Regions from separate parts of the Homo sapiens genome. Here all the other regions are linked to region 2. Evidence: chromatin contacts called from ENCODE Hi-C or POLR2A ChIA-PET data. All regions are on one chromosome and are shown on one strand. Each heading gives the region's core, a stretch centred on a gene start or an enhancer-like site at or near the end of the contact. The rest is flanking DNA. Distances are from core to core; before and after follow the strand shown.

Evidence for each region. Hi-C counts contacts between places; a loop is a spot of excess contacts on that map. ChIA-PET counts read pairs that join two places held with the same protein, here RNA polymerase II (POLR2A). Pooled maps may share reads with other maps.
Region 1: a loop to region 2 is called in a pooled map, with 9 times the contacts of the local background. The contact joins two enhancer-like sites. A Hi-C loop is called at or near these places in 1 of 37 single-sample maps with no recorded cell type and 2 of 50 pooled maps. POLR2A ChIA-PET finds 5 or more read pairs at or near these places in 1 of 52 experiments (activated B cell).
Region 3: a loop to region 2 is called in a pooled map, with 5 times the contacts of the local background. The contact joins the promoter of WBP4 here to the enhancer-like site in region 2. A Hi-C loop is called at or near these places in 4 of 50 pooled maps. POLR2A ChIA-PET finds 5 or more read pairs at or near these places in 2 of 52 experiments (Caco-2 and activated B cell).

The regions. Positions count from the first base shown.
Region 1 is chr13:40,967,997-40,973,155 of GRCh38, forward strand. All of the region lies in intron 2 of ELF1 (E74 like ETS transcription factor 1), which reads right to left. Among named protein-coding and RNA genes, the nearest start is that of ELF1, 49 kb to the right of the region's middle. Within about 2 kb of position 1,800, at least 3 of the 41 ENCODE cell types and tissues checked have a DNase peak (open chromatin) inside an H3K27ac peak, as active enhancers do.
Region 2 is chr13:40,587,310-40,591,826 of GRCh38, forward strand. The region is part of intron 1 of FOXO1 (forkhead box O1); the gene reads right to left. Among named protein-coding and RNA genes, the nearest start is that of FOXO1, 77 kb to the right of the region's middle. RefSeq lists enhancers at 2,400-2,459, 2,470-2,709. Within about 2 kb of position 2,487, at least 20 of the 41 ENCODE cell types and tissues checked have a DNase peak (open chromatin) inside an H3K27ac peak, as active enhancers do.
Region 3 is chr13:41,058,163-41,062,886 of GRCh38, forward strand. It overlaps WBP4 (WW domain binding protein 4), which reads left to right and starts at 3,347. Exons shown (of 10, transcript NM_007187.5): 1 at 3,347-3,513; 2 at 4,482-4,554. The coding sequence starts at 3,512. It overlaps TRE-TTC1-2 (tRNA-Glu (anticodon TTC) 1-2), which reads right to left and starts at 2,647; the gene lies at 2,576-2,647. It also overlaps a transcript of ELF1 not described here. RefSeq lists a silencer at 1,962-2,141.

The DNA.
Region 1 (5,159 bases), core at 550-3,049, 380 kb after region 2:
AGTCTTTTCAAAACATAGGTGAACAAACCTTAACCATCCACACTTAGCAACAACATTTAGCTTCAACTAAAAGCAAATGTTGATACATATGTGTGTTCACTTTGTGAAAATTCATAAACTGCATGCTTATTACCGACATACATTTTTATATTAATGCTACACTTCAATAAGAAGTTTAAAAAGCAGAGGTCCATCTGATGGGAGAAACAAAACTTCAAAACATCTTCAAAATACTATGATGGTATTCCTTCATTACCTCATATAAACCATGATAAAATTAAAGGAAATCGCTACACACAGTACATCTACATGGATAAACACACACAAAAAATTAGGGTGACTGGTGAACAAAGTGAAAAGTTGAAATCCTTTCAACAAATCCCCATGGCACATTTTTAATAATTATCTTTGGGAATAAATAATACAGAACATATTTATATTCCAAGAGTATGAAACATCATTGCTTCCTTTCCATATAGTGCCCCTCCTCAATGGTTTCTACTATTTCTAAATTCCAAAGTGTATTTTAAATGATTTCAGGAATTGATGTATTACACAAAGCAAGCTAGGATTGTACAATAGATTTCCAAAGCCCAGTACAAAGTTTTCTGTGAAGAATTCTTCATAGCCAAATTCTCCACATACTTTAAAAAAATATGCCACTAAAACAGCTCCAAATATTTCTGTTGATTAACTCAAGCTCCCTGTAAACACTTTCTATATTCTTTTTTTTTTTTTTTTTAGACAGGGTCTTGCTCCGTTGCCCAGGCTGTAGTACAGTGGCACAATCACAGCTCATTGCAGCCTTGACCTCTGGGGCTCAAGCAATCTTTCCACCTCAGCGACATGAATAGCTGGGAGAACAGGCATGTGCCACCACACCCAGCTAATTTTTGTGTTTTTTGTAGAGATGGGGTTTTGTCATGTTGCCCAGGCTGGTCTCAAACTCCTGGGCTTAAGCAGTCCATCTGCCTCAGCCTCCCAAAGTGCTGGGATTACAGACATGAGCCATTGCGCCCAGGGACCTATTCCTTATTATAAAATAAAAAGCAGTTTTAGCAACCAGGCAGAAAAGTTTATGTAGTTGTAGTACCCACTGCTCAACACATTGGTCTAAATTATAAGAACATCATAGTTTTACTGACTACAGGTGTAGTACATGAGTCTAGTTCTTAAAAATGTTATACATAAATGTATTTGGGAAAAAGTAAAAAATCGCACTAATCCTAGATATAATCAGTATAAAAGACAATTTACTTAATAGTCTTCCATATTCTCTTTTTCCTTTATGGTTCTTTTTCTCTCTTATACCCTAGCATAATGGTTAAGAGTTTGGGCTCTCTCAGGTCAGTCAATTTCAATACAAGTGGCACTTTACAGTTGTGTGTTTCTGGGTAACATGCATTCCTTCAACCTCTTTGAGATTCCTCATTATACATGTTTTCCTTACTTGTAAAATGGGGATAACAAGAGTTGTCACACCATACAGGCTTTTAAAGATGAAAATATAAAATGCATATCACGTGCAGGGCCTGGCAAGGGTAAGAGACAATAAGTGTTCATTAATTATTAAACAGCACATAAATTTTTAGATTAGCCTAGTGTTTATATGTGTGTATGCAAATTCTGCCAGGTTTTGGTATCAGTGTTATGTCAGTTTTGTAAAACTGAATTAGGAAACTCTCTCTGAACCGAAACTGTTTAAATTAGTTCATTAAATTTTTAAGACAGGGTCTCTGTCAGTGAGACTCCAGGCTAGAGTGCAGTGGCACAATCATGGCTCACTGTAGCCTCTACCTCCTAGGCTTGAGATCCTCCCACTTCCGCTTCCCAAGCAGCTGAGATCAGAGGTACAGGCTGCCACATCATGCTAATTTTTAAATTTTTTGTAGAGATAGAGTCTTACTATGTTGCCCGGGCTGGTAAAGTTGAAAATCACTCACTCACGAAACTATCTGGGCCTACAGGTTTTGTGCATGTGGGGATTGTTCCCTGGCAATTTCCTCAGTTTCTTTCATTGTTACTGGCACATTTTCAAAGAAAAAAAAATCTACATTATTACCATTCCAAAAACTTAAAATATTTCAATGCATTAGCTCAAATGATATAGCAAATCCTTATACTGTTCTGCATTATCCCATCATCCCTTAAAATATAAACAAACAAATCAAGTGTCGTCAAGATTAATGAGGAAATTAACGAACAGCTAAAAGACAAATTATCCTCTAGTTGATACTCTAAAAGAGTGTTACTAAATCAGAACTGGAATCTAGACTTATTTAGTAATTCAGCTAGGTTACTTTGAACAGTAATTACTCTGGATGCCTTTGTAAGCTTGCCCTACAAATCTATCACAGGTGAAAGATTCTAATACAGGTCTCCTAGTCACTTAGTAATAAATTCAAGATAACATTATACTATAGAAAACGGGAAAAATACGATCTCTATCATACAGTGACTTGTAAGAATCCAAGTGTATACAGAAAAGACTGTAAACTACAAAGAGCTGTACAAGATGTTAGGCAGTGTTATCTTTACATTGTATTCAAGACTAAGGCAAGTAATGTTTTCTTGGCATGGAGGTTAACATGCAAAGATGCTGCTTTGGATGTTAATCTTCGTGCCAAGTATGTTTGGATGTTAACCTCCGTGCCAAGAAAACATACTTGTCTCTATTAGCCTCCTTACACTTCCCAATGGCGTTTGTTCTCTAATATCCTCATTTTTATGGATTATGTACCTGCTATAAATGTCACATAGATAAACATGTGGTTTAATTAAGGGGAAAAAAGGATTCAAGTGTCTGGTCAATGTACTTTCAACTAAAAAAACTCACTACAGCGCTGTGTAAAAAGTGTTCTCTAGTCTCTGTCTTTGGGAGTCTTTCAATATAATAAACTATAAAATAGAATACAGTGGTACCCCTAATGTAGTGATGACGGAAGCAGCTACTATGTTAAGGACGTCATATGGCTTTATCCACTCAATCCCCACAACACTAGGCTATATATTATTGACACATACTAGTCACCCAGCCAGAAAAAGCTGAAATCTGAACCCAAGCAATCTGACTCTAGAGTCCACAAGTTTAACCACTACCAGTACAGGATCCTATAGATAAACTACTTAGAATTTATTACTAAGTCATAATGAAAGTCTCATTTCAATTAACGCTTGGATAAAAAATGTATATTATATATAGATTGATAGTTATCTTCTAAATGATCACTGTATTAGACCTACAGCTGAAACAAGTTTGTTTTCTTTTTCTTTTTTTTTGAGACAGGGTCTTACTCTGTCACCCAGGCTACAGTGCAGTGGCAAGATCACAACTCACTGCAGCCCCCACCTCCCAGGCTCAAGTGATCTTCCCAACTCAGCCTCCTGAGTAGATGGGACCACAGGCAGGCACCACAACACCCAGCTATTTTTTTAATAGAAACGGGGTCTCCCTATGTTGCCCAGGCTAGTCTCAAACTCCTGGGCTCAAGCGATCTTTCTGCCTTGGCTTCCCAGAGTGTTGTGATTGCAGGCATGCGCCACTGCGTCTGGCCAGTATTTGAGTGTTTCTGAAAAAATCCTGGCTTCTCTCTTGCACAGCACCATCAAAAACATAAAGGTCTAAGTAAAATGGTCTTTTCTCCAGAATTCCCCAAGATAATGTTTGAAATTCCATTGCAAATCCTTGTGGAGTTATTTTTTAACAAAGTCTAATCCTAGTGTAACTGTGTCATGACAATTGGCTTTCTTTAGTCTTTGCCTAGATTCTTCTTTTTGTAGCCAGGATAAATTACAATTTGGCCATACATCTCAAAAAGTAAGAGTCAATGAGAATGATCTGTTTTCTTATTGGAATGTCCACATTAAAAGCTTAATAGTATTGGTGGGTTGTGTATGTGTGGGTATATGTAAACAGAATCAGTTATGAGGTAAACAAACAGGTAGTTTTTTTTTGGGGGGGGGTATAGTAAATTTTAACCAGATGTAAATGTTTACTTTACTTACAAACTAAGTAGATTAATAAATATCAGAGTAGTCACTACCAGACAGGTAAGTGTTTTAAACATGCAGATTCCATATAACTCAAAGAATTTTAAAAAATCATAAAGGGCAATTTCTGCTATGAAAAGATGGACTTTGACAAGAATCTTATACAATATGTACACAGCAAAGAATAAAATGAGGTAAGGCATCCTTGAATACAGGCAGTTTAGCTACAATAGAGTCTCTCCCAGAATGGAAAATTCATACTACCTGCTCATAGGTATGGGAGAAATTAGTGGTACTCCAAAAAAACTGAACAACGCCAGGGCAAACTATGTCGAAACAAATGTTAAAGGAAAATGCTCCCTTACGGCATAAGTCCACCAGATTTTTAAAATCCTGAGTCACAAGTTTATTGGCTTATTCTAGAATCAAGACAGCCATTCTGGATTATCAAAGGAAAAATGTGACAACAGAACAAAACAAAACGATCTGAATGAATTTGTATAACTGGTATGCAAGTCACAAAAATCACTTTCATCACCTCACTTACCCAGTTGGATAATAGAGATTATCCAGTGTAAGACAAGAGCTATTAAAGCTTTTTCTTGATTTATCTCAGGTCATTAATATGAGGACTGTTCCATGTACCATGCTATAGGTAAATGCATTGCATAAGCATTTAATGCTCATAACCTTGGGAGGTAATTCTGTTATTTTTGTGAAAGAAATAAAGCTCAATGATATGTAAAAACTTGTCTAAAGTTACACAGCTAGAGCCAGGCTCCCAAATTGATGTTTTTTTAATGCCATATCACACAGACTCTTGATTGACAAACATCAGTTTTCATGATTAAATGTTATGTCAAAGTTGTGGGCAGTGGACTGAACACACACTAATCAATCACTGTTTAAAAAATCATCTCCCACCTAAGTCTTTAAATAATACATTATTTCCGAATGTGTGTGTTGAGGTAGGAAAGGGGAGGGAGGAGATTACAGATAGCTGGGCTTCCCAGTAGCTCCTTTCCAACAGAACAATGGAATTTTGTTCTAAAAGTTCTTGTTTTTATTTTGCATATGCCACAAAATAAAGTAGAATAGGGCAAATGCAGAAATCATGTAAAACCATAAAATATAATAAATCATTAAACTGTCACCTAAAAGATCACCTT
Region 2 (4,517 bases), core at 1,237-3,736:
GAGACCACAATAAGAAGCAAATACGAACAGATAGTGAAAGATTGATTATCCGTGAAAGGAAGGAAAACAAAAATGACTGGAAAGTCCAGATAAGCCAAACAGCTATTTACATGACTAGTTTTAAACTTCCCCTTCAAATACAAATAAGAAAAAATAAAGATTTATCTTAATTTCATCTCCTCTCCAAGGCTGGGTACCCTTGCTTGAGGAGTCAAATAAAAACTTATTTTTGCTAAAAGACTCAAGGACAGAGAGAGAAGCTGCCATTAACCATGTTGATTACTAGGATGGCCCCAAAGACAGTCCATCTATACCTAAAGCACGGCTCAAGTGCTTGGAGAAAATCTTTGTTGCTTCTTCCACATCTGCTCTTCCTGCCTGCCAACTGAGATGCACTGTTCTCCCTCCATTCCTCTGCATTTCTACCGAATGGTCTGGAAAGCCAAATGAAACGGAAGTCTTCACTTAATGAGACATTAATTATGAAGTCCATCCAACTAAAGTGCTGTCTTCAGTGTTCACAGTAGCCTCTCCCCACCTTTTAAAAGGGCCAGAGGGTTGATGGTGGTAATGGGTCTCTGCCTCTGTGCCACCCTAGGTTGACTTCCAGGGGTAAACTTTAAGGCCTTTCATGTGAAAGAGAGTCAATGCACTAACATTTTCGGGCTAGAACGGCACTTTTCAAATTGCATAACACAGAGTACAGAGCACTACTGCATTATGCTCCATATCCTCACATCTGCTATGGTGCGGGAGGAAGCCCAGGATAGAAAGGATTCAATTCAATTAACAGAACCTTGGGAGTTCAGGCAAGCAGAATCCTACATTTAAATAAATGCCCATTTAACCCTAAAGAAACTGAGTAGAGGAGGATTAGGGAGTGCTCATCTTCCACCTTTCCTCTCCAACAATCAAGGTGTTCCTTGCTCAGGCTCTACTTACAATTCCCTGAACTGCACAGTCAGGAAGTTTGAGTGTATCTGCACAAGACTTCTCTAGCTTCATTACCAAACCTTGAGTCACCTGAATCCGAACAGGCCAACTGATGTTTTAAGTGGAACAAAATTCCCTGCCTACCTTTTCTTTTTCCATTTATTGGGCTAAAAAGGTAGTGAAAATGTGGGCGGTTAAACCCTCCATAACCATCACTAACAGAAGCAAACAAATGTTCACAGAATCCCAAAGTCCAGGAACAAATTATATTTAAGTTTTCACCCTTAAACTGAGTTTAAGATTTTGGGGGGGACATTTACTCCAAGCCAAAAAGTTATCCTAAGAAGACCCCTCACTTACAGGGGCTGGGAAGCACTATGATTATTTTCCTGTTATCCATCTAATCTCAACCCACCCCGGCAGAGGCCCCAGCCTAATGAACAACCCTCAACCAAATCTTCCTGAAAGAATTCAGAATGAGCAACTATGGAGGTCTCCTTGGTAGAATAAAGGGCCTGTCCCTCATAAAGACAACATAAAAAGAGTCAAGGACACAAGTGATTTAAAAGTGTCACTGATTGACCAGGAGTGATGACTCACTCCTGTAATCCCAGCACTTTGGGAGGCCGAGGTGGGCAGATTGCTGGAAGTCAGGAGTTCAAGACCAGCCTGGCCAACATGGTAAAACCCCATCTCTATTAAAAATGCAAAAATTAGCCAGGCATAGTGGTGCATGCCTGTAATCCCGGCTACTTTGGAGGCTGAGGCACAAGAATCACTTGAATCCAGCAGGCAGAGGTTGCAGTGAGCCTGAGATCGAACGACTGCATTCCAGCCTGGGCGACAGAGCGAGACTCTGTCTAAAAAAAAATAAATAAGTAAATAAATGAAAGTGTCACTGATGCCAACTGTCCATAAGACAGTCAAGGCAGACCATCAAGAAATGGCTGCAAGAATATTCTACATTCAAAGACATCTCAAAAGTAACTATCTATTCACATAAACAGTTTAATACAACTCAATCCAATTCTTGCCAATTCTAAACAAGAAAAGACTGGCATAAAATATAAATCTTCTCCCCAATCAAGGCCAACAATGAAATTAAAGAAAAAAAACTCTCACATGAGTACAGTCTGTATTATTTATAGAAACAACTTTCATATCCATTTCAAGTTACTTAAATTCAAAACTTGCTAATAATAGAAACAGTATGTAAGTGTCACTAAAACCGGAAACTGCTGCAAAATAACAGAATATTTCAGAGTCAAATTCAAGGATCTGTGTTGTAAAATATTTCGTCTTTGTTACTCTATCAGCATTTAATTTATAAAAAGTGAACATGTTCTACTTTGGTTAATTAACCACTAACATAAGTCAAATAATGAATGCTGCTGCCTCCTAAATTAATCAGAATAGATTAACAGAATCCTTTGAGCTTATTGTTTCAGAACAAATTTCAAAGCCACCACAGTAACTTTCTGGAAGTTAAGAAAGAGGAAATGTGCTTCTCATGTCAACAGCAGAGCAGTTTTCAGGAGTCCCATTGTTTCAGTGCAGGGAGCTCAGCTGTCCTGGACTGTCCTGAGTCAAGACAGGAAGAGCTGTCAGACTTCTGGGGCTGATCACTCAAGCATGACTGGACAAGACCAGAAGCAGCAGATGTTTAAAGGGTGATGGGAAACAACTATGCAAAGAAGGAAACACTAGTAACTTGAAGAGTTACCAAAGCCTCACTCTGTTGACATAATTTGCAATCAATAAATACGTTTTAATAAAAGTCTGCAAGTTTGTACGATGGGAGCCTCTCTCTCCCTGCTGCTGTGGCCCCTACCCAACTCCTCCCAATAACAGCAGTACTATTTTACAACCCCTAGAGCAGGTCTTAAAATGTAAGAGAGATTTTAAAACCATCATTTCTGTCCAAGAATGACTATTCTGGCATAGTGACGCAAAGAAAAGCCATTCAGATAAACAAGAAACCTATTCTCCAAGAACAAGGAATTGGATTAGACTAGTAATATCTAATAACATCTAAGCCCAATGATGCAAACAAAACAACACAACAGGAATGTGTACTATACTATGGGCCAAATGCCGCAAACAGAAACCTTCTCCTTGCTAAGACTCTTCGGTCTCTTCTTACATAAAGACTCCAGGCAATTACTGTCCCCAAAATAGCTTTCTTTCCAAAATGACCATTAACCAAATGCCCCTCTTGCGGAGTTACAGAAGAGGATAGATGTCAAGTGTTCCATCAAGTGGAACAAGAACTAAAATATGGAACCTTGAAACCACAACTGCTGATATACCAAGGATGAATCCCAATAAACCAGAAAACTCACTCAAAAGTTTAGTTTTCCATCTCCACAGCATGGGTTATCCCAGCAGTCTCAAAGGCTCACACCTGTTTCACTGGCTCAGCTTTGCCGTCAACGGGAGATGTGGAGATATGCTGCAATATCGTTCCAGTTTCAATAACATACCACGCTGGACTAATGCCTTCTGTGTGGCTTTTTTTTTCTTTTTTAAGAATATCAAAATGCTAGGGGCTTGAGAGAGATTTAAACATTTCACCTGGTACAAGTAGCATTAGGACTTTCAAAAATACCAAATTGTTCACATCACAATGTTTCACTTAACGCTACACTTTACGAGCTGGCCATCAAAATCCTCTTCTACTTCATACCTACTCTCCTCATTTATCACTTTCTGGTTTCTAAGGTACTAAAGTATTGAAAAAGAAAAACACAATGCTCAGGTTCTGGAAGGCCTCTCGGAGGATGGGGCCTGGGGACAGATGGAGGACCCCTTTATACCAAAGGCAAGAGGACTAGCAGTCCCAAGTGGAGAGGGAGGACTGCTTCAGAGTTCAACAGAGGTCCATCGTTTCTGATCTGCAAATCAGCTCAGAAATAAAAGAGACTCTTCCTGCCAAAAAAAATACAAAGCAAGAAGGGGAGCAATGAGAAATCCAACAGGGTCAAACACCTTGAAAGGGGGCAAGCTGTAGCTTGCTGCTACTGCTAGGAGGGCAGCAGTGTTGAGTTTCCTAGCCGGGTGGCTCCCACGTTCTGGACACGGCACCATGAGGAGGTCTAGGCAGAAAGTAGCTCATAGGGAAGAGGCAAGGCTCACAAAGAGAAGGATCATCAGCAGTGCACTTCAGTCAAAGTTGGTGCAATTGAATTTTGAGCAGCTGAAGGTCCAGAGACCTCCAGGAATGGAGAAGTACAAAGCAGCCAGAGGCCCAGAACAGGAAACCTGGTGCCATACTTACTGGGCAGGCCAGCCAGGTAGGGCGCCCAAGAGGGATGATGGAAAGGACAGACAGCAGAGTGGAGACTAGCAGATGATACATTCTGGGTGGCTATAAATAAGAACGCTTTAGACCATAAAGGCCAATTGTTTTATAATTTTACTAGTCTTGTTACTTTCATAAAACTATAGCAAAAACTACTAAAAATATATATATTTTTTGAGACAGAGTCTCACTCTATCGCCCAGGCTAGAGTGAGGTGGCTCGATCTTGGCTCACTGCAACCTCCACCTCCCAGGTCCAAGCAATTCTCATACCTCAGCCTCCT
Region 3 (4,724 bases), core at 2,097-4,596, 470 kb after region 2:
TTTGTGACATAAAATGTCACTCCTTGATAAAAGAACCTGTTACCTAGTCAAAATTTATCAAGTTAAAATTCCTTTCTACATTCCCAGCTTGATCTCCCATGGCCCTCCCTGCAGGCACTCTGTGCTCCTGCCAAACCGACTACTTGCCAGCCTCATACTTGTTCCCCCTACCTCAGCTTTATGATTCACATTCCCCAACAGGAGAAATCCAATCAGTTCTTCAAGGTCCACTCTCCCCTCTAGGTCTCTTCTCCAGTCCTCTCCCTTGAGCAGAACCGATTCCTCACCTCTGTTACTCCAGTAGCACTTCTACAACTCAGATGTTGCCTTACCATATTCTACGTAATGCACAACTACACGAAAGATAAATCTGTGTTTTATACAGAGATGATGCAACTACTTCCTTTGTGTTCACCCCCAGGTATATAGTACAACTATTTGCAATTACTGAGTGCACAGTTGAAAATAACATCCATTTTAGCACCATTTGGTACAATGTTGTAAACTCATTACAAAATACAAGGTCAAGGCCTGGCGTGGTGGCTCATGCCTGTAATCCTAGCACTTTGGGAGGCCGAGGTGGGTGGATCACCTGAGGTCAGGGGTTCGAGACCAGCCTGGCCAACATGGTGAAACATTGTCTTTACTCAAAATACAAAAATTGGCCACGCGTGGTGGCGGGTGTCTGTAGTCCCAGCTACTTGGGAGGCTGAGGCACGAGAATAGCTTGAATCCGGGAGGCGGAGGTTGCAGTGAGCTGAGATCGCGCCAATGCCCTCCAGCCTGGGTTAACAGAGCGAGACTCCGTCTCAACAAAAAAAAGAAGAAAAAGTCAAAAGTTAAGCCCTCTCTGGGGACAATTAAGGCAGAGTTATCCGAGTTATCTTTCCTTCTTTCCAAATTTTCAACTACTGTAATTCTTTAGTAACTGCTTCTTAATAATGACACACTATTACTTATTTAAATGAAAATTCCACTTTCATTATCTATTCAGGAATCGCTCAACAATTCTTGTAACTCTATTTAAAATTTGTGAGTGATACGTGTTATCAAAAATGTATGGCTCTAAAGCCAGAGAACAGAGAAGGTGAAAAGTCTCATCACACAGCTAATCACAAAGACCAAAATATTATTCCATTCAGTATTCTATCCACTAGCTAACATAAAGAATACAAACATCAGTAACTTCAAAAGCATGTGGTGGTGCTTGGTGTGTAGCAAACACACAAATATTTGAATTAATGAAGACGATTTAAAATACTTAGGCTTTTTCTTTCTTTTTAACAAGGTAAGCCTAATTAATCCTTAATCACGCAGATCACATTAACAAATTTACTGTGCAGTTAAAGCTACAAAATAGTCTGGGAACACACATACTAACAACCAAAACATCTGCTTTCAGTAATGGCACTGACCAGAAACCCATCTACAAGAGTCACTTTTTCCTTCTTCGTTTGTTCCCAGAGGCCCAATAAACATTATAGCCGACCCTATTTTCTAATTTCAGCTTGCATTTAAGATAACGCTTTTGTTTCATTTACAGCTCACATGCTGCTGACACAGCTGTCCCTTCTTTGTAATAAACACAGGGCTTCTATATTTAAAAATACAGTGAAACTTTGTTTTAACGTCCCCTCCCCAGTCTCCAGCCAATTTTCTCTTTCCCAAGCCCCACCTCCACCCCAGGATGTTTTGCCGTTGTTTTAATCAATTTTTTTCTTTAAATCAACCGCGCTCAAAATGTTAGACCCTTTGGAAAGTCGATATACTTATTTAAAGCCATCTCATCAGAGTGGTATTTTTCTCCTCCATAGCTCGTGGTGTGTATTTTTAAAGGGAAAGAAAAAAGATTCTCGTTCCCAAAGGCCTTTTTTCGAGGGTACTTTCCGTGACTGCGACCAGCGCCCCTTAAGTCAAGTTGGGAAGACCTCGCAGGCCGGCCTCGCGCTTGCTCAGGCGCCGCGGGTGGAGACGCGAGCGCACACGCGGCGGAAAGGGGCGCCGGGCGGCTGCGCGGCCGGGAAAGCGCGTCCCCCCGGGAGGGCGCGGAAGGCACACTGTGTTCCGTGGGGCCTCGTAAATACCCTGCGGCCAGAGAACCACTAGAGCTACTGGTCCGGGCGCGGGCTCTGGGGCGCCCAGGGCAGGGGGGTCAGCCCGTCCTGCATAGGAAGAGTCGCAAGAGCGGCTGAAGAGGGTGTGGGCCGGACGGGGGCGCTGGGAGGAGATAACGCAAGGCCGGAGTTAATCATCACCTCCCGGGCGTCTGGAAAACTACGGGCCGGAGGGGCGGGGGAGCAGCCCAGGGGAAAGTGAAACTCCCTCAGGGCCCACCAGCCCCGTGAGCCGGAGGCGGGAGGGAGAAGGATCGGAAGCGCATTCGCTTCTCCAGCAGGCACGGCGTGGCACTCGAGGCTCCAAAAGCCGCAGCCCAGCTCCTGGCGCCACTAACTACAGTAATGCTTATTTTCTACAAACTCACCCAGACGGGGACAAGAAAGGAGCCAGAACACAAGATTTAAAAAGTCAGCCCTCCAAACCGATAGTTGCAAAAAAAAAGAAAAATAAGGAAGCGTTCCCATACCGGGAGTCGAACCCGGGCCACCTGGGTGAAAACCAGGAATCCTAACCGCTAGACCATATGGGAAGTGCTATGAGAAACTGCCGTGACCCACCTGACAAGCATAAGTGCCTCTGCCTCCTTCGCCGCACCTCTCGCCACCGCCGCCTCTGCGCTACTGAAGCTGCTGCTGCCGCCGCCGCCGCCGCCGCCGCCGCCGCCGCTGCTGCTGCCCACACGCTCCCGAGCTAGGGAACAAGCCCCATCCGAGCGCGTGGGCGTCGTAGGGGAGAGGAGGGGCGGGGCCGCTCCGCTGCAACAGCAAAGTTTGAGGCGAAGCCTAGCGACTCGCAGCGCCGGTCCCGCAGTTTCACCTCTTTTTTTTTTAACTCCGCCAGAGGACCCCGACCCACAGGTCCCGGTTGCTCCGCTGGTCAAAGTGCGTGCGGAGTAGTTGGCAAAGTTGAGAGCGGAGACGTCTCTGGGAACAGCTGTTTGCGTTCCGGGCGGAGGCGGCGCGCTGAGCTCCTTGGCCTTGAGCCAGCGAGCCTAGAAGGAGGATGGAGGTTTTGGGCCCCAGGGGAGGACACAGAGACGGCGGGATGGCGCAGGGACTTGAGGCTTGAGATCCCGTCCTTCAGCTCAGGTCCCGTCGCGCTTTTACCCCTTCCCGGTGACCTCAACCCCTTTATACCGACCCCACCTCTTTGGAGCCGGGAGTACCGCCCCTGTAGGGGGAGGGGAGAGGAGGCGATTTCGAACGCGGATTGGATCGTCTGGGCACCCGTAGTTGGGAACAGCGGAACGCTGGTCCCGGGGACTGAGTAAGGTGTCTGGATCGGAGGGAGGTTCGGGTGGGCATCGGGCGGCTGGAAGAGCTCGACTCGTCCCGCTGGGAAAGCGCGAGTCTGAGTGGAACCCTGGACGACTTGCAGAGCGGCTGGCGCAGTCATGTGAGTTGGGTCTCAGGCCCTGAACAACGAGGTGTTGTTTCTCTGGGCCGCCCTTTCTCGCCCGGGTCTTCCCCTCCTCTCCTCCCGCCCTTCGGCCGGGGGCGTGACAGACGCGTTCTTAACTCGCTCGGGACCGGCCCCAGACCTGCAGGGCCGGTTCTCAGGGCGGGGTAGAAATGTTACCCCGCTGAACGCCCTGGGGTATGGGGCACGGGCTCTAGGGGGAGGCCGGCGGCCGGTTCAGGGGGCTGGTTGGACGGCCGCGGGTGAAGCGACGCAGTGCTCTCTCTACGACGCTGTCGGGGGTCGCATGCACCCCTTGGGTTTCCGAAGCCCCTGAACCCTAGGGTATTGTGAAACTAGGGCTGGGCTGCGGCCTCCCCCGCCCACTGGAAGCGGCCAGCCCTGGATAGCGTAATGGTTTTTTTTTTTTTTTTTTTTTTTTTTTTGTCGGCCGTCTACGAAGTCCCATGGCTTTTCCAGTTCTCTCTTGCCTTGAGGCTCAAGAACAGTTTGTTTTAACTGAGAGTCTGGGAGGAACTACAGTTTTCCCCAGAGTAGTCTTGTACGTTGTTCTCTTGGTGGGAATAACTTGATTTAAGGCAAACTTTATGAGTTTCTTCAGGTTTCCATTACAGCAACCTCCCCCAAAGCCAGAAAGGATAAATGTTCTTCTAAGATGTTCCTTAGTTTTTCATAACGATGACGATAACAAGTGAGGAATTTTTGAAAGCCATTTTATTGAAGGGAGTTTTGTAATGAATCAGATACAGACTTTTTCTACTCCGCTGGCAACAGAATTTCAATTGACTGTGCTCCAACCAGATAAATAATAAAACGACTATACATAACAAGACAAGATTCAGTAGCAGGGGCATATATTTCAAACTTTAAAAACTGTAAAGCATGCAGAATTTAACCTTTTTTAAGTTTTACATGAGCTTAGCCTTGTTGTCTCTCTTTTTCAGGGCGGACTACTGGAAGTCACAGCCAAAGAAATTCTGTGATTACTGCAAGTGCTGGATAGCAGACAATAGGCCTGTATGATAATTCCGCTGTTAGAGATTCTAATAATAATTGTGTTGAATGAAGTGCTCCTTTTTGATGTAAACTCAGTTTACAAAGCACTTTTATGTACATTGCTCTTGCATTTTCAAAACATCAGAAGATTTCTGTCTTCTCAGTCCCCTATGAAAGCTGTGAGCCTTCTT